Linked DNA regions of Homo sapiens: regions 1 and 2 are each linked to region 3. A link is an interaction called in ENCODE POLR2A ChIA-PET data of the cell type or tissue named here. Cell type or tissue: HepG2. All regions are shown on one strand.

Region 1 (8,000 bases), 84 kb before region 3:
GCGGAGGTTGCAATGAGCCAAGATTGAGCCACTGCACCCCAGCCTGGCGACAGAGTGAGACTCCGTCTCAAAAAAAGAAAGAAAAAAAAAGAAAGAAATTATTCAATATGAACAATAGAGAGAAAATAGGGAAGAAAATGAACAAGTCCTTAGGGAACTGTGAGACTATAAAAAAAGTTCTAACATTCTTGTCCTCACAGTTCTGGAGGGAAAGAAAAAAGAGGGCATGAATGAAAAAGTAGTTGAAGAAATAAATATAGCTGAAAACTTCCCAACTTTGACAAAAAAGATATGAACATACAAATTCAAGAAGCTGAGTGAAACCCAAATGGTACAAACCCAAAGAAACCCACAGGAAGATACATATAATAGTCAAATTTCTGCAAATGAAAGACCAAAAAAATTTTTTGTTGTTTTGTTGAGACAGGGTCTTGCTCTGTCTGTCGCCCAGGCTGGAGTTCAGTGGCGTGATCTCAGCTCACTGCAACCTCTACCTCCCGGGTTCAAGCGATCCTCCCACCTCAACCTCCCTAGAAGTTGGGACTATAGGCATGTGCCACCACACATGGCTAATTTTTGTATTTTTAGTAGAGACAGGGTTTCACCATGTTGGCCAGGCTGGTCTCAAACTCCTGACCTCAGGTTACCTGCCCACCTCGACCTCCCAAATTGCTGGGATTACAGATGTAAGCCACTGTGCCTGGTCCCCCAAAAAAATCTTAAAACAGTAAGAGATGTAACAAAATATACCATTCTAATGTCCAGTGTTGATAGTGGGTAGGCTGTATATATGCAGTATATATGAGAATGGGTTATATGAAAACTCTGTGCTTTCTGCTCAATTTTGCTATGAACCTATAAATTATCTAAAAAATAAATTCTGTTAAAAAAAGAGATACCCATTTACCTATAGGAGTAAACAATTTGCATGATGACATTAGTAGACTGAGATAAGTTATGTATATATAACATATTACCTTTCCCTCAAATGTCTATACAAAGAGATACACACGAAAATACTATATATACAGAAAAGTAAAACTTAGAAATAAAAATAAGAAATAAATACTATAGATAATCAAAATACAATTCTAAAAATTGTTCAAGTAACCCCCAGGAAGACAGGGAAAAGAAAAATAGAGACACAAAAAACAGAAAGTACAAACAGAAAATCAAAAAACAAAATGGCAGACTTCACTCCTAATGTATCAATAGTTCTATTAAATGTAATTGGTTTAAATACCCCAATTAAAAGACAGAGATTGGCATAGTGGATTAAGAAAACATAAGCCAACTATATCCTATTTATAAGAATAAATAGTTTGAAAGTAAAATGATAGAAAAAATAGCATGCTAGCATTAATCAAAAGAAGAGTGGCTAAACTAATATCACTTAAAGTAGGCTTCAATCAGGTACAGTGGCTCACTTCTGTAATCCCAACACTTTGGGAGGTCAAGATGGGAGGATTACTTGATTTTAGGAGTTGAAGACCAGCTTGAGCAACACAATGAGATCCTGTCTCTACAAAAAATAAAAAATGAGCCAGGAGCAGTGGTGCCAATCCGTAGACCCAGCTACTCAGTAGGCTGAGGTGAGGGGATTGCTCCAGCCAGGAGGCCGAACAGCAGTGACCTGCGATTGTGTCACTGCACTCCAGCCTGGGTGACAGAGTGAGACCATGTCTCAAAAAAATAATAATAATCTGGGCAAAGTGGCTCATGCCTGTAAACTCCCAGCACTGCAGGAGGCAGGCAGATTTCATGAGTCCAGGAGTTCAAGATGTGCCTATGCACATGGCAAAACTCTGTCTCTACCAAAAAAAAAAAAAAAATAGCTAAGCATGTAGTCCTAGCTACACAGGAGGCTGAGGTGGGAGGATCACCTGAACCCCAGAGGCAGAGGTTGCAGTCAACCAAGATTGCACCACTGTACTCCATTCTGGGTGACAAAGCGAGACCCTGTATAAAGAGTAAAAAATAAAATAAAAATAAATTATGTAATAATAAAAAAGTAATCCACCAAGAAGAAATAATCCCAAATGTGCATATATCAAACAACAAAGTGGCAAAATACTTGAAGAAAAAAACTGATAGAACTGACCAGGCATGATGGCTCACGCCTATAATCCCAACACTTTGGGGGGCCGAGTCAGGCAGATCATTTGATGTTAGGAGTTCGAGACCATCCTGGCCAACGTGGTGAAACCCCATCTCTACTAAAAATACAAAAAAATTAGCCGGGCATGGTGGCGCATGCCTGTAATCCCAGCTACTTAGGAAGCCGAGGCAGGAGAATCACTTGAACCTGGGAGGCGGAGGTTGCAGTGAGCCAAGATCATGCCACTACACTGCAGCCTGGGCAACAGAGCAAAACTCTGTCTCAAAAGCAAAACGAAAGAAAGAAAGAAAAACTGAGTAAAATTCTAGCAATACTGACAAAGAAAATAAGAAAGAAGGCACATATTACCAATATCAGAAATAGGGGATATCACTACAGACATCAAAACTATAATAGGGAGCACTACAAACAACTGTATACATATAAATTTGAAATCTAGATAAAATGAATAAATTCCTCAAAAATAAAATAAAATAAATAAACTACCAAAACTCATCCAATATGAAAAGGATCACTTGAGTCTCCCTATAACCATTAAGGAAATTGAATTCATAATTTTAAGACTCTCATAAAAGAAATCTCCAGGCCTAGATATTTTCACTGGAGAATTCTACCAAATATTTCAAGAAGAATTTACACTGATTCTACACAATATCTTCCAGAAAATCAAAGAGTAAGGAACCCTTCCCAGTTTATTTTATAATGCTAGTATTGTCCTGAAACCAAAACCAGACACACACACACACACACACACACACACACATACAAAACAGTGAAATCTATAAACCAGTACTTGCAGAATACATATCCAAGAAAGGACTAATAACTAGAATATAAAAAGAGCTCTCAAAATTCACCAGTAAAAGCCAGGCACAGTGGCTCACACTTGTAATTCCAGAACTTTGGAATGAGGATTTCTTGAGGCCATGAGTTGAAGACCACCCTAGGCAATATAGTGAAACCCATCTCTACAAAAAGTTTAAAAATTAGTCAGGCATGGTGCTGCGTGCCTGTAGTCCTAGTTGTTTAGGAGGCTGAGGTGGGAGGATCTCTTGAGTGCAGGAGTTCAAGGCTGCAGTGAGCTGTGATGTGCCACTGCACTCCAGCCTGGGCAAAAGAGTTAGACCCTATCTCCATAAAAAAAGAAAAAGAAAAAAAATTCACCAGTAGAAAAATAAACAATTCAATTCCAGAATGGATAAAAGACATAAGACATTCTACTGATGGCTATAAGCACATGGAAAGATGTTCAACATGATTACCAATCAGGGAATTACGGATTAAAGCACAATGAGATATCACTACATACCTATCAGAATGGCTACAATGAAAAATGGTGACACTAAATGCCAGCAAGAATATGGAGAAACTGTATCACTCACAGAAGGCTATTGAGAATGTTAAATGGTAGTCTCTGCAGAAGCAGTTTGACAGTTTCTTAAAAAGCTAAACATGCAACTACTGTACAACCCAGCAACTGTATCCCTAGGCACTTATCCCAAAGACATAAAGACCAATGTTCATGCAAAAACCTGTACATGAATGCTTATAGCAGCTTTAATTCATTATAGCTAAAATCTGGAAACAATCCAGCTACCTTTCACTGGGTGAATGGATTAAACAAATTTTGGTAAGTTCATGCCATGGAATACTACTCTGAAATAAAAAAAAGACTGGACATTCATACATGCCACAACTTAAATGAATCTCCAGATAATACTACTTAGTGGGGAAAAAAGCTAATCCCAAAAGGTTACATACTGATTCCATTCATATAACATTCTTGAAATGAAAAAACTATAGAAATGGAGAATAAATCAGTTGTCGAAGTTAGGGAGCGGGGGAAGGGAGAAGGGAAGTAGGTATACATAAAAGGCAACACAAGAGATCCTGGTGGTGACAGAAATATACTGGATCTTGGTGGGTGGCTGATGGCTGTAAACCCAGCACTTTGGGAGGCTGGGGCAGGAGGATTGCTTCAGTCCAAAAATTCAAGACAAGCCTGGGCAACATAGTGAGACCCCACCTGTATAAAAATAAAAACAATAAAAAGAAATATACTGTATCTTGACTATATTAATTCCAATATCTCAGTTGTATTATATAAATAGTTATATTATATATGTGTATATACTCAGTTATATTATAGTTTTGCAAGGCACTACCATTGGAGGAAACTCGGTAAAGGGTACACAAGATCTGTCTCTGTATTATTCCTTACAACTGCAGGTAAATCTAAAATTACTCAATATTAAAAATGGAATTTAAAAACTTTTTTTTTAATGCAAGGGAAAGGACCACAATTCTCAGAAACTTGACATGATAAGAAAATACTTGAAAAGGTGGCAGTGCCTTCAGGTCATTGACTGTGATAGCACACATTTTTCCAAATTATGAAGAGTGGTGGTTGTTTCACACTGTATTTCATAAAAGATATTAACTTCCTAGCATCCAAGTTTTATGATCCTTAGAGATTTGCTTTTCCCTTTGGAATTCTGCAATTCTAATATAAATTAAATTTAAGCTGATCCAACTGGGAGTTGCTAAACTCCATAAACGCAATTATAGTCTAAAGAGATGCTATAAAATTGATATTAGAACTATGCAACCCTCAACTACTTCCCGCCCTCTACCAACTTCATATACACACACAAACGAAGTGTTTGCCATTTTTCCTTGTGCCTGAGTGTAACCCAGGTAACTGTAGGCTGCATAAAGTTATTTAGATTTATTTATTTATTTATTTATTTATTTTTGAGACAGAGTCTCGCTCTGTTGCCCAGGCTAGAGTGCAATGGCACAATCCCAGCTCACTGCAACCTCCACCTCCCAGGTTCAAGTAATTCTCATGTCTCAGCCTCCTGAGTAACTGGGACTACAGGTGTGGTGCCAATATGCCTGGCTAATTTTTGTATTTCAGTAGAGACAGGATTTTGCCATGTTGGCCAGGCTGGTCTTGAACTCTTAGCCTCAAGTAATCAACCTGCCTTGGCCTCCTAAAGCACTGGGATTACAGGTGTGAGCCACCACACTTGGCCCAGGTATTGGTTTTAAATTTTCCTTTATTAAGTGTATGTCAAGAACAAACTATTTTCTTGACATTCTGAATGACTGTGGCATAAAACAGCTCATAAAATCAATGTGTCCTGTCTTTTCATCCTTGATATCTTGGACACAACTAATGTCCTTTTATATTCATATGGCAATTCAGGACAATCAAATAAATAATTAACTAATGACTGACACCCGGAAATTTACAGACCTTTCCCTTTTTTTTTTTTTTTCTCCTGAGACAGAGTTTCTGTTCTTGTTACCCAGGAGTACAATGGCGCAATCTCGGCTCACTGCAACCACCACCTCCCAGGTTCAGCAATTCTCCTGCCTCAGCCTCCCAAGTAGCTGGGAGTACAGCCATGTGCCACCACACCTGGCTAATTTTGTATTTTTAGTAGAGATGGGGTTACACCATGTTGGCCAGGCTGGTCTTGAACTCTTGACCTCAGGTGATCCACCCACATCGTCCTCCCAAAGTGCTGGGATTACAGGCATAAGCCCCCATGCCCGGCCTCCCTCTTTTTCATAGTTACTTTTTCCACCCGAGATAATAAACATCATGGTCATTGCTATACCTCAAACTCGTATTTTTCCTTACTCAGGTGCTGGAAAACTAAAAATATAAGCCGAGGCAGATTATAGGAGAAAAAATAGGCTATTCCTGATCTGCCCTCACAATATAAAGTGTCTCAGTACAGATTCTCAATTTTTTAATGTGCTAATTTGAAATGTTTGGAAAACAAATACACAGCATAAAAATAGTTCACAGTAGTTTGCCAGTCAAATCAGTTCTCTTCAGTTTATACTCTCTAAGCCTTTTCCCAGCAATTCAGAGGTTTTATGGTGACTAAATTATTATAAATCTGTTTTCTCCTTGTGGGTAGTTTAGTTAAAATAAGATTATGAACAGGGACGCTGTCTTCTTGTGACCAGAGAACTATTATCATAATCAAATTACCAAAATGTTAAATATACTCTGGCTCCCTCAAAACTCTGCTCACATCTAAGAATCAATCTAAGATAATCAGTTTACATAAAATTGTAGCCAACACTAGAAACCCATTTTCTTCAAGTTATTGATTTAAAAAAAAATCTATTAATAGGCACCTAATTATCTATATATCCCAGTATTCAAAAAAATAACACAATAAATCTAGCATAATTATTTTAATTCAATATATAATTAAATTACGCTGTTTTTATCACAAAAGTAAATTGTCATTAAAAATAAAACAGCTATATTTGTGATTTTCCTCATGCTGAGAGCAACATTCCAGTTGCTGTAGGTGTTTATTTTCTTCTAACCAAACACTACTATTAATAACACCTCATAAAAATAAAACGTTTGCACAATAAAGCAGGTTCCCCAACCTACCTTCTTCCCTACTAAAATGCTGCTTGTGTTCCAGTTTGCATCCTCCTCCTTATTTAAGTAAAGCTACTTTTAGTTTTGTGGCTGGAATATAAGGTATTTATTTTCAGAACTGGACAAATGAATGAATACAGGCATAATTATTTATTATTTATTTATTTATTTTTGAGATGGGGTCTCACTCTGTCACCCAGGCTGGAGTGCCATGGCGCGATCTTGGCTCACAGCAACCTCCGCCTCCTAGGTTCAAGCAACTCTCCTGCCTCAGCCTCCCGAGTAGCTGGGACTACAGACGTGCACCACCATGCCCAGCTAATTTTGTATTTTTAGTAGAGACGGGGTTTCACCATGTTGACCAGGCTGGTCTCGAACTCCTGACCTCAAGTGATCCACCCGCCTTGGCCTCCCAACATGTTGGGATAACAGGCATGAGCCACCGCACCCGACCAGGCATAATTCTTTTAAATGAGCAGGACATTCCAGCACAGCCTTCACAACAACTTCTAGATAGACAATCTTGTGACCCAGAACTAGCTTGCAAATTAGGTGCTCCCATTTCTTCATTCACATCCAAAGAAATGTCCTCAAAGATTCATGGCTCATAGAGAAGTCAGGATCCCTGATGTTTCAGCTCTCATAAGATGAAATTTTCTCTAAGAAACTATGATGGAGAAAATTGTTCATTAAGAAAATTATAGCAGCTGGGCATGGTGGTGCACACCTATAGTCCCAGCTACTCAGGAGGCTGAGGTATTCCTGAGCTACCCAGGAGTTTGAGGCCAGCCTGGGCAGCATAGCAAGACCCCATCTCTTAAAAAGAAAAAATTACAGCAAATTCTTGACCTCAAAACCAAGTCTTTGCTAGACATTACATGAGGCTTCAGCAGTTAAGCAGTCAGAGAAAAGCATGGTCCCATTAGCACAAAGTCTGCAGTCTAACTGAAGACAATTAACAAGCAGGTATTACAAGTGGGAAAAGTGTGACAAAATTAGTAACAATAAGGTATTTGGATGTAAGTCTCACTTTTTTAAATATTGGGACTATATGAACCCAGATGCCATATTTTTACTTCCTTCATTGATAAAATCCTTTCCTCTCACTATTTTGGCTATTTTTTAATAAGAGATTTTATTGTATCTCCTCAGAACAAATATAAACAAAATCTATGAAAGAACTATGCTATATTATATATGAATTGGACCAGCCGAAAGTATACAGACTCAAACATTTCTTAAAAATCAAGAAATCTGGGCCAGGTGTGGTGGCTCACGCCTGTAATCCCAGCACTTTGGGAGGCTGAGGCAGGCAAATCACTTGAGGTCAGGAGTTCGAGACGAGCCTGGCCAGCACGGTGAAACCCCATCTCTACTAAAATCACAAAAATTAGCCGAGTGTGGTCGCGGGCGCCTGTAATTCCAGCTACTCAGGCAGCTGAGGCAGGAGAATCGCTTGAA
Region 2 (8,000 bases), 98 kb before region 3:
GAGGATACAAGGAAATGGAAGAACATTCCATGCTCATGGGTAGGAAGAATCAATATCATGAAAATGGCCATACTGCACAAGGTAATTTATAGATTCAATGCCATCCTCATCAAGCTACCCATGACTTTCTTTGCAGAATTGGAAAAAACTACTTTAAAGTTCATATGGAACCAAAAAAGAGCCCACATCGCCAAGTCAATCCTAAGCCAAAAGAACAAAGCTGGAGGCATAACACTACCTGACTTCAAACTATACTACAAGGCTACAGTAACCAAAACAGCATGGTACTGGTACCAAAACAGAGATATAGATCAATGGAACAGAACAGAGCCCTCAGAAATAACGCCACATATCTACAACTATCTGATCTTTGACAAACCTGAGAAAAACAAGCAATGGGGAAAGGATTCCCTATTTAATAAATGGTGCTGGGAAAACTGGCTAGCCATATGTAGAAAGCTGAAACTGGATCCCTTCCTTACACCTTATACAAAAATTAATTCAAGATGGATTAAAGACTTAAACGTTAGACCTAAAACCATAAAAACCCTAGAAGAAAACCTAGGCATTACCAATCAGGACATAGGCATGGGCAAGGACTTCATGTCTAAAACACCAAAAGCAATGGCAACAAAAGCCAAAAGTGACAAATGGGATCTAATTAAACTAAAGAGCTTCTGCACAGCAAAAGAAACTACCATCAGAGTGAACAGGCAACCTACAAAATGGGAGAAAATTTTCGCAACCTACTTATCTGACAAAGGGCTAATATCCAGAATCTACAATGAACTCCAACAAATTTACAAGAAAAAAACAAACAACCCCATCAAAAAAAAGTATTTCTATATACTAGCAGTAAATAATCAGGATTAAGTATTTTTAAATATCTTTGTTTTTCTTTGAGATGGAGTCTTACTCTATTGCCCAGGCTGGAGTGCAGTAGTGCAATTATAGCTCATTGCAGCCTCGAACTTCTGGGCTCAAGTGATCCTCCTGCCTCAGCCTCCCAAGTAACTAGGACTGTAGGTGCACACCATCACGCCCAGCTACTTTTTAAAATATTTTGTAGAGACAGGATCATGCTGTGTTAACCATGCTCATCTCAGATTTCTGCCCTCAAGTGATATTCCTGCCTTAGTCTCCCAAAGCACTGAGATTATAGGTGTGAGCCACCACACCCAGCCAAAAATATTTTTTGTAATGTCATAAATACATGAAACACTTAGGGATATATCTCAACAAAGATGTTAAGTGTTTCTTTAGATTAATGTAATCTTTCTTTAGATATATTAATAACCACAAAATGTAATCTAGTCAGTCTATTCAGGCTTTTTAAGATAGTTTTACATATATCTAAACTTCTTGATCAAGTATTTTAAGAAATTTTTACATATATCTAAACTTCTTGATCAAGTATTCACTTTACACAATTGTTACAAACAACCAATTTATATTTTGCTAAGTTTTAACTATTTCTAACCATTATGGTAGTCCTTAAATACCAGATTTGGGGTCAGATGACCTTATTTTAAATTTCAGCTCTGACAGTTAATAGCTGTATAATTTAAGACAAAAATTCTGATATTTCAGATCTCAGTTTCTGCATTTATAAAATTGGGATAATAATACTTAATAGCTCAGATGGCCTTGTGTTTTTATACAAACAGACTTTTTTGCTACATGATTTGGGTCATGTTAAATATTTCTAGTCTTTAGTTATTACCTCAGCCGGGTGTGGCAGCTCACACCTGTAATCCCAGCACTTTGGAAGGCCGAGATGGGCAGATCACTTGAGGTCAGGAGTTCAAGACCAGCCTGGCCAACATGGCGAAACCTCATCTCTACTAAAAATAGAAAAATTAGCCGGGCATGGTGGTGGGTGCCTGTAATCCCAGCTATTCGGGAGGCTGAGGCAGGAAGAACTGCTTGAACACAGGAGGCGGAGGTTGCAGTGAGCCAAGATAGTGCTACTGCACTTCAGCCTGGGCAAAAGAGCAAGACTCCATCTCAAAAAAATTAAAATAAAATAAAATAATAAGGTATTACCTCATCTATAAAATAGTACCTGTCTCTTAATATGGCTATGAAGATATGACATAAAATATTTAAAATGATTTAGAATAGTACCTGGCACTCAATACATGTTATCCTTTATAATGTTCACAAAAACGGGTACAGGTTTGACACATACAAAGTTTCATAATGTTTGTGGCTATAAGTCTTGTTTCCTATTATCTATAATTGGTCCATTCTAAACTCAGTAAAGTGTACATATTAGTCAAAATGTTTTGACTTTTTGTAGACATTCATTTAATCAAAAGTGGGACTCTATAATATTATAAAATTGAGTAAAGTCTTTATGGAATGTTTATATTAATTTTTAGTACGACTCTGAAATGAGATACCTGAGATCATTAGTTTTTTAAACTTTATTTAGCAGCAGAAACTTTTTTCAAATAAAATCTTATTCAGATCAATATATAAATATATATCAATGGTATAAAGCCAATAAAAGTTTTTCAGTTGAACTATAAACCCACAAGGCTAACACAATTTGGGCATTTATTATGTGCTAGGTGCAATTCTAAAATTACACTAAAGCCAGTATTGGCTCTGGGGCTTCTTTCTTGGAACCATAAAGTGCAATGAACGCAGTTTAAAACCTGCTCCTTGGAAATTGTTAAGCTATTCAAGGACAAGAACCTATGACATGTGTTTTAACCAAGTATTTAGTATGGTATTGGGCACTTAATAGGTGTTGAAACAATTTTGGTGGACTTGAGTAGCACAGAAAAAGCTCATGAAATCTTAATGACCCCACATGCTGGTAAATGGTTGCTGCCTCATGCTCCAAACATACCACTTCCTCAGGTCAAAACCAGTTTTTTTCCAATTCCTAAGCAACGAGGTTTGGCATAAAGCTAGGCCAGAAATGTCAGTACAGGCTATTTCTTGGGGATATTTAGAGACACCTACTGAGTTAGTAGGAAATGTAAATTGTGCCTAAATTTATCAGGATTATTTCTCAGACACACAACTACAGTTCATCTCATCTCCAAAGTAGCCTCAGGACTCCAGAAATACTCCAAGGGCCTCTTCCTAAAATTGACTAGAAATTTTGCCAGCTCTCTAAAGAATAATATTGACTGTCCCAAAGATCTCTTGGTCAAAGTCTATATTCGTGATTTGGAATTTTCCCAAGCACCAGGAATTACGCTGTGAGCTAACATTTACGCAGACATTCTCCCAGTTACTTTCAGTTTTCGGTTTTGTTAGTTATCAAGTAAAGGGGATAGCAGGTAAGGAGAAAGTAGGCAAGGGCATCAGAGATAAGTTACACTAGGACATAGCCTTGGCTTGTGTGTCATCTTCTTTCTACATGCCATATCTCCTCCATTACTGAATTTTAAGATCTGTCCTTGAAGACAGAGACTTGATCTATAGTTCTATTGCGCTGCTCACACTATTAATGGTAATAATAATAAAATTAATTTTTATTGAGGCCTTATGAAGTGCTTAATATTGTGCTAAGGCCAGGCATGGTGGCTACACCTGTAATCCGAGTACTTTGGGAGGCCGAGAAGGGAGGATCCTTTGAGCCCAGGAGTTTGAGCTAACCAAGACAACATGGTCAGACTCTGAGTCTACAAAAAATAAAAAATATTAGCTGGATGTGGTGGTGTGCACCTGTAGTCCCAGCTACTCAGGATGTTGAAGCACAAGAATCCCTTGGGCCCAGGCTGAGGTTGGTTGGGGCTGCACTGAGTCATGATGGTCCCCCTGCACTCCAGCCTGGGTGACAGAGTGAGACCCTGTCTCAAAAAAGAAAAAAAATTGTGCTAAAATACTTAAGCACTATCAAATGTGCAAGTATTCAATGAACATTTCGCAATTAAAAACTCTAAAATAAAATATCTTATGTAGAAATATTTCTGGGTAAGCAAACAAAACAAGTAGAAATAAAATGAGTTTTTATTTCTTCTTATACTAAAGGTAAAGAGAAAAACTTAAAATAGTGAATTTTCAGGATTGTTTTTAGAGACTTGAAATGAGGGCAGGTCGGGCAAAGTGGCTTACGCCTGTAATCCCAGCACTTTGGGAAGCTGAGGTGGGCAGATCACTTGAGGTCAGGAGTTCGAGACCAGCCTGGCCAACACGGCAAAACCCTGTGTCTTCTAAAAATACAAAAATGAGCCGGACATGGTGGCAGAAGCCTGTAATCCCAGCTACTCAGGCAGCTGAGGCAGGAGAATCACTTGAACCCAGGAGGCGGAGGTTGCAGTGAACTGAGATCGCCCCACTGCACTCTGGCCTGGGCAACAGAGCAAGACTCCATCAAGAAAGGAAAGAAAGAAAGAGAGATGAAAGAAGGAAAGAAAGAAAGAAAGAAGAAAGAAAGAAAGAAAGAAAGAAAGCAAGAAAGAAAGAAAGAAAGAAAAAGAGAGAGAAGAAAGAGAAGAAAGAAAGAAAGAAAGAAAGAAAGAAAGAAAGAAAGAAAGAAGGAAAGAAAGAAAGAAAGAAAGAAAGAAAGAAAGAAAGAAAGGAAGGAAGGAAAGAAAGAGGCAAAGAAAGAGGGAAAGAAAGGGAAAGGGAAAGAAGGGAAAGAAAGGGAAGGAAGGGAAGGAAGGGAAGGAAAGGAAGGAAAGGAAGAAAGAAAGAAAGAGAAAGAAAGAAAGAAAGAGGGAAGGAAGGAAAGAAAGAAAGAAAGAAAGAAAGAAAGAAAGAAAGAAAGAAAGAAAGAAAGGAAGGAAGGGAAGGAAGGAAAGAAAGGAAAGAAGGAAGGAAGGAAAGGAAGGAAAGGAAAGGAAGGAAGAAAGGAAGGAAGGGAGAGAGAGAGTAAGAGAAAGAGAAAGAAAGAGGGAGAGAAAGAGAGAGAGAGAAAGGAAGGAAGAAAGGAAGGAAGGAAGAAAGGAAGAGAGAAGGAAAGAAAGAGAAAAGAAAAGAAATGAGGGCAAGTTAGAAAGAAGAAATTGATCATAAAATCATGTGCTAAAATAAGTCAATAAGGTGAGAACAATACATGGGGTATCATAATCCCTATAAACCATTATACAAATCCTGAAAAAGTAAAAACAGTTTCTGAATTAAACTACCAGTGTTGAACACTCATATTAATAAAATGTAAAGCAACACCATACATTACAGAGGTTATGGATTATCATGGAGATCTGTATAATTAATAATAATCTATTATTATTTGACATGTAATTTTAGAGACACCATTGAAGCTTTACAAAATGAACTCTAAATGCAATTTCATTTCAACCAAGGAAACTGATAATCAAGAATAGTTATATTCTTTTCCTAAATTTATAAAACTTTTCTTCTAAGAAATGGATACACAATATTATGAAATTAATTTAAAAAGAAAGATTGGCTGACATTTATTACATAAATGGTTGTTTCTCCTAATATCTAATTTTTACTCCTCTCTTACTTAACAGATTTGTGACTGATGACATTGCTTTATGAATAGCATAAGCCCTGTTTTAACTAAGTGGATCATTGGGCTAGAAATAGAGATTCCTGTGCTGTATTTCTAGCTCTGAGTAGTTCTGTGACCTTAGGCAAACTTCTCAGCAGGAATCTCAAATTATCCTAATTAAAACTAAAATGTCATTTTCCACCCACTATATGTATTGCACAAAGGTTGTGACATGATTATCCCTCTTTTTACAAATAATTGAGTTACTTCATATAAAGGTAAAATGCCATAAAATTATTTCTACATTAATGTCATATTTAATAATCTGAAATGATTTTGCCTTAATAGGATAAGATAGTAAGTGCAAACAGAATAGAGTTCCGATTATCCTTTAAAGTTAGTAATTATTGTTAGAATATATACTAGCTTTCATGTGTATATATATAATTCATTTATATTCAACTAAATCACCATGGCTATCTTGAATATTAGAGGCAAGAGGATTCATTATTATATTCACCAATATATTCAGTATTGGTGGCTGTTATTAAAGGCTTGTAATTAATAGGGGGCCAGTCGAGAAGAGTGGCCACTGGAATCACAAACACTGTACTTCCTCTCCCATGTTCTGCTTCATAACTATGATCAAGTCACAACATCTTAGCCTCAAGACATGAAGATAATAATACTGTCTTAATTTTGTTTTGTTTTGTTTTGTTTCAGGAGAGCTAAATGGGCTGCTGGGTATAAACTATGTGGCACAGGGCCTGATGCACCTGAGGTGCCAAAAAAAAAATATTAGTCTTTATTCTTTCAAGAAATCCTATGAGATCCTTGATATTTTTGTTGTCACATACATCTGTAAAATATCCCCCCATTTCCTTGAGAACCTGTCGTTCAATAAGTATAAAGTTTCAGTTTTGTTAGATGAAAAAGTGCTATACATCATAATGTATATAATATTGTAGTCTTCAAAATTCTTAAGAGAGTAGATATGTATTCTTTAGAAAAAAACCCAAAGGGACACAATGAAACTTTAGGAGGTGTTGATTATGTCTATTACCTTGATTATGGTAATGCTATTACCAGTGTTTGCATATGCACAAACTAATAAAATTGTACATATTAAATATGTGCAGCTTTTTATATATCAATTATACCTTAATAAAGCTTTAAAAAAATAGAAAATGTGCTGGGCGCGATGGCGCGTGCCTGTAATCCCAACACTTTCAGAGGCAGTTCACTTGAGCTCAGGAATTCAAGACCAGCCTGGGCAACATGGCCAAATCCCATTTCTACAAAATATACAAAAATTAGCCTTGTGTGGTGGTGTGGGCCTGTAGTCCCAGCTACTCAGGAGGCTGAGGTGGAAGGATTGCTTGAGCCTGGGAGGCAGAGGTTGCAGTGAGCCAAGGTTATGCCACTACACTCCAGCTTGGGCAACAGAGCCAGACGCCCTTTAAAAAAAATTAAATTAAAAATGAAAACTTTAAAAATTTAAAAATGGAGACTTTTTAAAATAAAGAATAAAATAAAATATCCCCCTCAATTAGTTCATTTTCATACTGCTATAAAGAACTGCCCACAGGGCACAGTGGGACGCGCCTGTAATTCCAACACTTTGGGAGGCTGAGGCAGGTGGATCACCTAGGAGGTCAGGAGTTCGAGATCAGCCTGAGCAACATGGAGAAACCCTGAAACCCTGTCTGTAATAAAAATACAACCAGGCATGCTAGTATGCACCTGTAATCCCAGCTACTCAGGAGGCTGAGGTAGGAGAATCTCTTGAACCCTTGAGGCGGAGTTTGCGGTGAGCTGAGATTGAGACACTGTACTTCAGCCTGGGAAACAGAGGGAGACTCCATTTCAAAAAATAAAAAATAAAAATAACTGCCCAAGACTGGGTAATTTATAAAGGAAAAAAGTTTAATTGACTCACAGTTCAGCATGGCTGGAGAGGCCTTAGGAAACTTACAATTATAGTGGAAGGCAAAGGGGAAGCAAGGCACCTTCTTCACAAGGCAGCAGAAAGGAGAAGTGCCGAGGGAAGGGGAAAGAGCCCCTGACAAAACCATCAAATCTTATAAGAACTCACTATCATGAGAATGGCATGGGCGAAAGCGCCCTCATGATCCAATTATTTCTACCTGGTCTCTCCCTTGACTCGTGGGAATTATGGGGATTATGAGGACTATAATTCAAGGTGAGGTTTGAGTGGGGACAGAAAGCCTAACCATATCAACCCTCATTTCTTGAGATAGCTAGAGCGACTTCCACTGCCTAAAAGTCAAAAGAGCTTCTCCAATCATTATGCTTTGCTACTTCATGAAGTTCTAAATTGTTGATGCATTTTACTTTGCACATTTTCATTCGGTACTCCCATAGATGTTGAGTAGGTAGCGTTATGTGAACTCTCTTTAGATTCACCCGGGCATTTATTATTCTTACATCTAATACCATCAAATACATGGAGAATGCATGCATTGGGAGGAGGCCATTCATTGATCTAATAGATTAAATAAAATAAAACATCCAAAATGAAGCAAAAGGTCCTTATTCCCTGTTTTCCTGACCA
Region 3 (8,000 bases):
TCAAACTCCTGACCGTCCACCTCATCCTCCCAAAGTGCTGGGATTACAGGCATGAGCCACTGCGCCCAGCCGTCATATTTTATTTGTAATGGGACACAGGGTATCTTCGAAGTCCTTAAAAAGAGATGTGCCAAATGTTAAACTGAGGGAGGCAGTTTTCAGTTGTTTAACTTTAGACTCATCAGGAGTAGAGTGGAAGAAATACTTTGAAAGTTATTTACATTCTTTGCTTAGGTTTTTGACATAGTGAATGGTATCTAGAAAAAGTCAAATTCAATCTTTTGGGTAGTTTTAAATAAAATAAAAATTTTGATTACATATTGATTTTTCTCATGGAAAGGAGATAAGTTCTTCTTGTTGTTGTTGGTGGTGGTGGTGTTGTTGTTGTTGTTGTTGTTGTTGTTTGAGACAAGTCTCGCACTGTCACCCAGGCTGGAGTGCAATGGTGGGATCTCGGATCTCTGCAACCTCCACCTCCCAGGTTCAAGTGATTCTCCTGCCTCAGCCTCCCAAGTAGCTGGGATTACAGGTGCCCACCACCACGCCCGGCTAATTTTTTGTGTTTTTAGCAGAGACGAGGTTTCACTGTGTTGGCCAGGCTGGTCTCGAACTCCTGACCTCGTGATCCACCCTCCTTGGCCTCCCAAAGTGCTGGGATTACAGGCATGAGCCACTGTGCCCAGCTCTTCTTGTTTTGTTGATGACACAATTTCCTTATTCATTCTGTTCACAAACAGGTTTCTATCTCTGATTGCTAACCCAGTTATTTTATAAATGGTTAACCTAGTAGAAGGATTTTAAGAGAACGGGCATACATGAAAGTTATCAAAAATAATTTGAACAAGCTTCTCTTCATTTTCTTCCCAAAATAAGAAAAATGGTCATAAAAACAGCTTGAGCTACCACTGAACATATATTGTTGCTCTGGTAAAGCATGTGTAATTTGGTTAGGGAGTCTGGTTTGCCCACAAATATCTCACTGAACATCTCAGAGAAGTTGATTTCCCTCAAAACAGAGCCTGAGACAAAAGTTCACGTGACACTATCTTACTAGTATCCCTGCAATCCCAGGGAAGCAGGAGTGAGGGAGTAGAAGAATGAGGAAGGGAAGATGGGAGAGCCAATATGAGGATGCCTTACCCCGACAAACCAGCCAAGACATTCCCACCTTCCCCAGGGTCCCCATGTATCTATACAAAGTACATTTCTCTCTCCATACCAAGTGAATGACCATTCGCACTACTCATAACATTGCCTGCCTGGAGAGAGGATTTCTTTTCACAACTGTCCCTCCGTCCTTGAGTGGAACTATAATGTGGTGGCAATTTACTTTCCACTATCGCTAATGTACTGTGAGAATTCATGTGTAAACTGGGCCAAGTTATTTCTTATTCCATCACTTAGTCAGAAGGGGGCACTTACTCCCCTCCCTTCATGAGGCCCAAGTGTGAGTTAAGGGAGGGTTATTGGTGCTACAGAGACAGATGACCTGAAAGTTTGAGATACATGTGCATATAATTCATTCATACCTTTTGAATATGGTCAAGCTGGATGCATATGTTTCATTTATATCATAAGTCTAATGATACACCCATCCAAACTTATCACTTACTGTATCTGATAACATCCTGATGAGTAGATCTAGTTGCATAGTCACCTGGTGTTCCACAATCAGGAACAGTTTCTATTAGAATCCAGTAAAATATCCAAAGCCAGTTTTCATATGAGACCATTCTTGTTATCAGCAGTTCCTGGACCTCATAAGTTGTATTGGCTCTGTTCATTTCAAAGCCTGATTCTTCATCCTTTCTGCCAAACAATGAGTACCTGAATTATCCCAGTAAATTTCCTTTATTTAGGTTAAGCAGAGCCTGTTTTTGTTTCTTACAGCCAAAGAACCCTGCTTCATAAAAATGGTATACTGTTCAGACAGGTTGATGGTAGTTCTGTCATTAATGCAAACTGAATTATGCATTTTTGTATAACATGTTATCTTCATGACATTATTGATCTACTAGAGCAAAAACATAAGAAACTGTTGAGTTTTCCATCATGCCCAAGAGACAAAAAAAAGCAACTTGGGTCTCTCAGCTCCATAGTCAAGCAAAGTAAAATACCACCACACTATTTATACCTAGTTGGATCCTAATTTTCCTTCTTTGGTTATTTCACAACCAATTCATGGTTAACTGTTCAATGTTACACATTTAACTAGTTCAAGAGTAAAATCACATATCTTACTCCAGAAATTATGCCAACTTCATATAAAAGAAAAATCAACTTTTTGAATGCTTTTCTAAGAATTATATTTTTGTACCTACTTAGGAGGTTAGTTTAGGACATTAAAGCTGAAAAAATATCAATACCATTCTTAGGCTCATTTTCCTCAAAAACAACTTCCTAAAAACTGGTTATAGAGATAGCCAGATGGCTGAAGAACAAAGTAGTAGTAAGACTTTTGATTGCCTTCCCTTTTGAACATTTAAAATTTTGCATTATGTAAACAGATACCTAGCCAAAAAATAAAATTTTTTAAAACCACCAAAAAATAAGCTAAAAAGTTGTATGAATTTATGTATCTTTATATAGTAGAATAATAAACATACATTAAAAATTATACTCTTAGGAAACACTAAATGATAATGTATAGGGATGCACACACCATAGCAAAACTATAAAGAAAAATAAATGATTAAAAGTCATTAGGGTAATTCACTTCAGTAGGGAGGGAGATGGTTATGTTATAAGAGTATTTCTGGCTGGGCACGGTGGCTCACGCCTATAATCCCAGCATTTTGGGAGGCCGAGGCAGGTGGATCATGTGAGGTCAGGAGTTCGAGACCAGCCTGACCAACTTGGCGAAATCCTGCCTCTACTAAAAAAACAAAAAAATTAGGCGGGCGTGGTGGTGCATGCCTGTAATCCCAGCTACTCAGGAGGCTGAGGCAGGAGAATCGCTTGAACCCAGGAGGTGGAGGTTGCAGTGAGCCGAGATTGGGCCATTGCACTCCAGCCTGGGCAACAAGAGCAAAACTCTGTCTCAAAAAAGAAAAAAAAAAAAAAAAGAGTATTTCTGGGGTGACTGAGTGAGGTGATAGTTACAGGTGTTCACCTTATAATAATTATTTATATAGTTTATTTGTATTCATATTATATTTAACAATATAAAATTTTGTAATAAAGGAAAAAAATTTTCTTTTTTTTTTTGAGTCAGTCTCGCTCTGTTGCCCAGGCTGGAGTACACTGGCACGATCTCAGCTCACTGCAACCTCCACCCCCTAGGTTCAAGCGATTCTTGAGGTTCAGCCTCCTGAGTAGCTGGGATTACAGGCGCACACCACCACTTCTGGCTAATTTTTGCAGTTTTAGTAGAGACAGGGTTTCACCATGTTGGCCAGGCTGGTCTCGAACTCCTGACCTCAGGTGATCCGCCTGCCTTGGCCTCTCAAAGTGCTAGGATTACAGGCATGAGCCACCACGCCTGGCCAAAAATACTATTTTTTAAGGATTTTTTTTAATAAAATGGGAAAATGTTCACAATACAAAATTCAATGAAATCGAGGATACAAAGCTCTCTATGCAGTATAATCTCAATTAGGTGTGCGCATGTTGTATATTTGTAGAAATCGACATTAAAATAAATATATCAAATATTAATTATACCTTTTAGTTTTTGTATTATTTTATATAGCTGCCATAGTTTCTTAAATGTATGATATAATAATGTGTAAGATGAAAATTTCGTTATAAAGGATGAAGTGATAAACCTAGCTTATAGAGTAAATATTAAACCTTAACCGTTTCAGTTCCTATAAACATAGGCATTTAATACGTTATAACAGTAAAATTTTAGAGCTAGGGGAAATCATAAGAGATTGTCTTCACACATGCCTCTGTTTTACAAATGCAGAAACTAAACAGTAGATAGGCTAGCTGACTTGGCCAAGGCCCCGGGTTAGTCGCAGACCTGGGATGGGGCCAGGTTTAGCACAGTGTTTTGCCCTTCCTCCCACACTGATAGTGCCTTGTATGGAGGTAGAACAGAAAGCCCTGCTCTTTAGGGAAAGTTTCACTAACTTTTCAAAACATGAGTATGTGATAATTATAATTAAGGACTATCACAAATGAAGTGTAAATTTATAAATGTAACCATCTAATAAAGCTTCGGTTAAAATTAATATTGGGGCAAGTTTATTTTTGAATTTTTTAAAGATAGAAAGAAACAACAACAAACCCTTGAGTTTCCAGAAGAACTGCCTGTATTCATTCATTTAACATACTAAAAGCAGCTTGTGACTGCCATAAAGTATGTCATTGCCGCCTTCAGTACTAAAAAAGTGGTCCAGTATATGAGGCAACTGCTCTAAATCATGCTTGTTTGGACAGGCTGTTTCTTAGTTCCACCTCATCTGCACTTTAGCCCCACTCTGTGCTGTGTAGACCCAAGCGATTTGCACAAACACCACATGATCCCAAAGGTACTTTCCCAGGGAGAAGGAAAAAAAACATAAAAGTTAAACTAACCCTTGTAAGTTCTAGTTACCACTTAATCTTTCTATGGTTTGACTACCTTTCTTTTTTTTTTTTTTTTTTTAGTTTTTTAAACACTTCAAGTCATAACTCCTCAGTATTTAATATTTAGATTTTTTTCCCCTTATTCTATTCCCCCAGAGTTAATCTCTTCTCCCCACTTTCGTTCAATATCTATTATGTGCCAGGCACCATCTTCAGTGTCAGGAATACAGAAATAAGCAAAACATGTTCTCTTCCTTCAAGAAGCGAATTTTTTTTTTTTTTTTTTTTTTTTTTTTGTTGAGACAGAGTCTCGCTCTGTCACCCAGGCTGGAGTGCAGTGACACAATCTCGGCTCACTGTAACCTCTGCCTCCTGGATTCAAGTGATTCTCCTGCCTCAGCCTCCTGAGTAGCTGGGACAACAGGCGCATGTCACCATACCTGGCTAATTTTTGTATTTTCAGTGGAGACAGGATTTCACTATGTTGGCCAGGGCTGGTCTTAAACTCTTGACCTCAGGTGATCATCCTGCCTCTGCCTCTCAAAGTGCTGGAATTACAGGCATGAGCCACCGCTCCCGGTCAAGATGCGAATTATTTAGAGGAGCAGCTAGACAGATAAGCTAATGATGGCAATAAAATGTGCTTGGTAGAATAAGGAGATCAATGGTGCTATGCTCATGGCACCTATTACTCTAGGAGTAACAATCAGGGCACTTAACACAAGTGCCTGGTTCTACATTCCCACCTCTTCCTGCAACACGCTATATCTATAAGATGATAAGATGAGCCCAATGGAAGCCCTACAAATCCTGATCCCTACTCTAGGTCAAGCTTATACAAGTAAATAGATTTCTTTTTTTTTTTTTTTTTTTTTTTTGAGATGGAGTTTCACTCTTGTAGCCCAGGCTGAAGTGCAGTGGTGCAATCTCAGCTCACTGAAACCTCCGCCTCCTATGTTCAAGCGATTCTTCTGCCTCAGCCTCCGGAGTAGCTGGGATTACAGGCATGCACCACCACGCCCAGCTAATTTTTGTACTTCATTAGTAGAGACAGGGTTTCACCATGCTGGTTAGGCTGGTCTTGAACTCCTGACCTCAGGTGATCCACCCACCTTGGCCTCCCAAAGTGCTGGGATTACAGGCATGAGCCACCGCACCCAGCCTCAAGTGAATTCTTAAAATGTAGCTTTGAGAATTTGAAATCATTACCTGGGCATTTTTAAAATTTTGACAGTTTATAGTTTACCTAGATGTTTTGGATTATAGACCCCCAAATCTAACGTATTAAAATTTTTTCTGAAACAGAGCTTATTATTTTATGGTTTTGAATTGTCCCTCAGAATCAAAATTGGAAAATATTTTTACTGTGTAATTTTTCTTATGCTTCTTACTGAGAAAATGACTCTCCAAATCTGAAGATGATGAAAAATACACATTGGGATTTGTTACTACTTATGTGTACACATTTGAAAGACAGTTTAAATCCACATACTATTTATGATGTTCTTGGCTGCAAGTAATTAAAAAAATTAATAATTCCCTAGCAAGCAGATGCAGATTGAAAAAATTAAAAGTGGTGAAACTGTAAGGATACTTATTTTACTATATGGCAAGAAGTATGGAGGTAGTTCTGCTCCTGGACTGGCTCAGTCGTCATTAAGGACTCAAGTTCTTTCCTTCGCTCCATGTTCTTTTTTTTTTTCTTTTTGAGACAAAGTCTTGCTCTGTTGCCCAGGCTGGAGTGCAGTGGTGTGATCTCGGCTCACCGCAACCTCTGCCTCCTGGGTTCAAGCGATTCTCCTGCCTCAGCCTCCCGAGTAGCTGGGATTACAGGCATGTGCCACAGCTGCCAGCTAGTTTTTGTATTTTTATTAGAGGCAGGGTTTTGCCATGTTGACCAGGCTGGTCTGGAACTCCTGGCCTTAAGTGATCTACCTGCCTCGGCCTCCCAAAGTGCTGGGATTACAGGCATGAGCCATGGAGCCAGCCTCATGCTCTCATTCTTTGCGTGGTGGCTTAGTCCTCAAGCCTTATCCTTCATTGCTGCAAAGTGGCTGGGGCATATCTTGACATCACATGAAGACCTAGAATCATTATCTTCCATGCCCCACTTTTTATTTAATGGGGAATATTTTTCCTGAAGTCCCCACAGAATTAGCTCCGTTGGCCACAGTTGCCTCTCATACCCAGGCATAAGTCATTCATTGTGCAAAGGGTATGAGACTACCATGATTAGCTTAGATCAATTAAGATAGGCTTTTATGAGACTGCAGAGGGGTCTATCTTCCCTCAGATAACATGTTGAAGGATAAACATATCTGAGATTTTGTTAGTATGGAAAAAGCAGTGTAAGGCAAATAGTTTCAGGGAAATTATACTCAAACTAAAAATTCAGTGTAAAATAAATACAACAACTTTACTACCCACAAGTTTTGGTATGATGCTTAGAATCTGATCTAAAATCCACTCACTCTATTCTTTCAGCAAACATTCTTTGATCACTTATTACACGTTGGGCACTGTTCTCCGTACTAAAGCAGAGAACAAGACAGATACGTATTTGTATTGGGAATGCTTTCAGCAGCAACTGACAGAATAGGAAATTAAAAGTGGCCAAACCATAGGGACATTCAGTGTTTGCCCAGAGAAATTTAGAGGGAGGCAATCCCTAGTCCATCTCCTCTGAAATATAACCAAGAGTCCAGGTTCTTTCTTCTCTGGGTCCTTAACGTGCTGACTTTTGTCTTTATTCTTTTCACTTCATTGTTCCATAGCTGTCATAGTTCTAAATACCTCATCTACTTTCAAACGAGAAAGAAATGGTAAAGGACACTTTTTTCTTATTATTGTCCCTTTTGCAAAGATTTAAAAACCTCCAGAAGCCTCCTATGCAGATTGCCATGAAATCTCATTGGCAGGATTGTGTGCCACACTGGTCTTCTCAAAAGCAAAGGAGTCTAGGAAGGTAATTATCCAACAAAGTGTTATGGAGCCACACACACTGCTGCCCCAGATAAAATGGGGATTTTTTTTTTTATAAGGGGAGCCATGGATAATGGTTACCCAATTACAATGTTTGCCGTAGTCCCCTTTTCCTGGAATTAATTCTCTGGCCACTTCTTGGAAAAGTAATAATAAATTAGGAGTACTTTTCATACTCTAGTTTTAAAATTATGTGTGAGGAATTTGTAGTGGTTCTTAATGTTGTTTTTGCACATTCAACTAGAAAAGCAATTGGCCAGGTGTGGTAGCTCACACCTGTAATCCCAGCACTTTGAGAGGCCAAGGCAGGTGGATCATCTGAGGTCAGGAATTGGAGACCAGCCTGACCAAGATGGTGAAACCCCGTCTCTACTAAAAATACAAAAATTAGCTGGGTGTGGAGGCGGGTGCCTGTAATCCCAGCTGCTCGCGGGGCTGAGGCAGGAGAATTGCTTAAACCTAGGAGGCAGAGGTGTCCGTGAGCTGAGATCCTACCATTGCAC

What was found. ChIA-PET counts read pairs that join two places held together with the same protein. Peaks named below come from ENCODE experiments on the same cell type or tissue, not always from the same donor. Only the 100,000 strongest peaks of a DNase experiment are listed, where the experiment ranks them.
Region 1: POLR2A ChIA-PET joins it to region 3 with 6 read pairs; 3 of 35 experiments call an interaction of 5 or more read pairs at or near these places.
Region 2: POLR2A ChIA-PET joins it to region 3 with 7 read pairs; 3 of 35 experiments call an interaction of 5 or more read pairs at or near these places.

What each region holds. Positions count from the first base shown.
Region 1 is chr6:63,421,658-63,429,657 of GRCh38, forward strand. It overlaps a transcript of LGSN not described here. Among named protein-coding and RNA genes, the nearest start is that of LGSN, 110 kb to the left of the region's middle. In HepG2, no CTCF peak of the experiment used is centred here; a DNase peak (open chromatin) is centred at 5,384.
Region 2 is chr6:63,408,028-63,416,027 of GRCh38, forward strand. It overlaps a transcript of LGSN not described here. Among named protein-coding and RNA genes, the nearest start is that of LGSN, 92 kb to the left of the region's middle. In HepG2, no CTCF peak of the experiment used is centred here; a DNase peak (open chromatin) is centred at 3,204; H3K4me3 peaks cover 936 bases.
Region 3 is chr6:63,505,878-63,513,877 of GRCh38, forward strand. It overlaps a transcript of LGSN not described here. Among named protein-coding and RNA genes, the nearest start is that of PTP4A1, 63 kb to the right of the region's middle. In HepG2, a CTCF peak has its summit at 1,431 (motif pointing right); DNase peaks (open chromatin) are centred at 1,425, 3,975 and 4,414; H3K4me3 peaks cover 581 bases.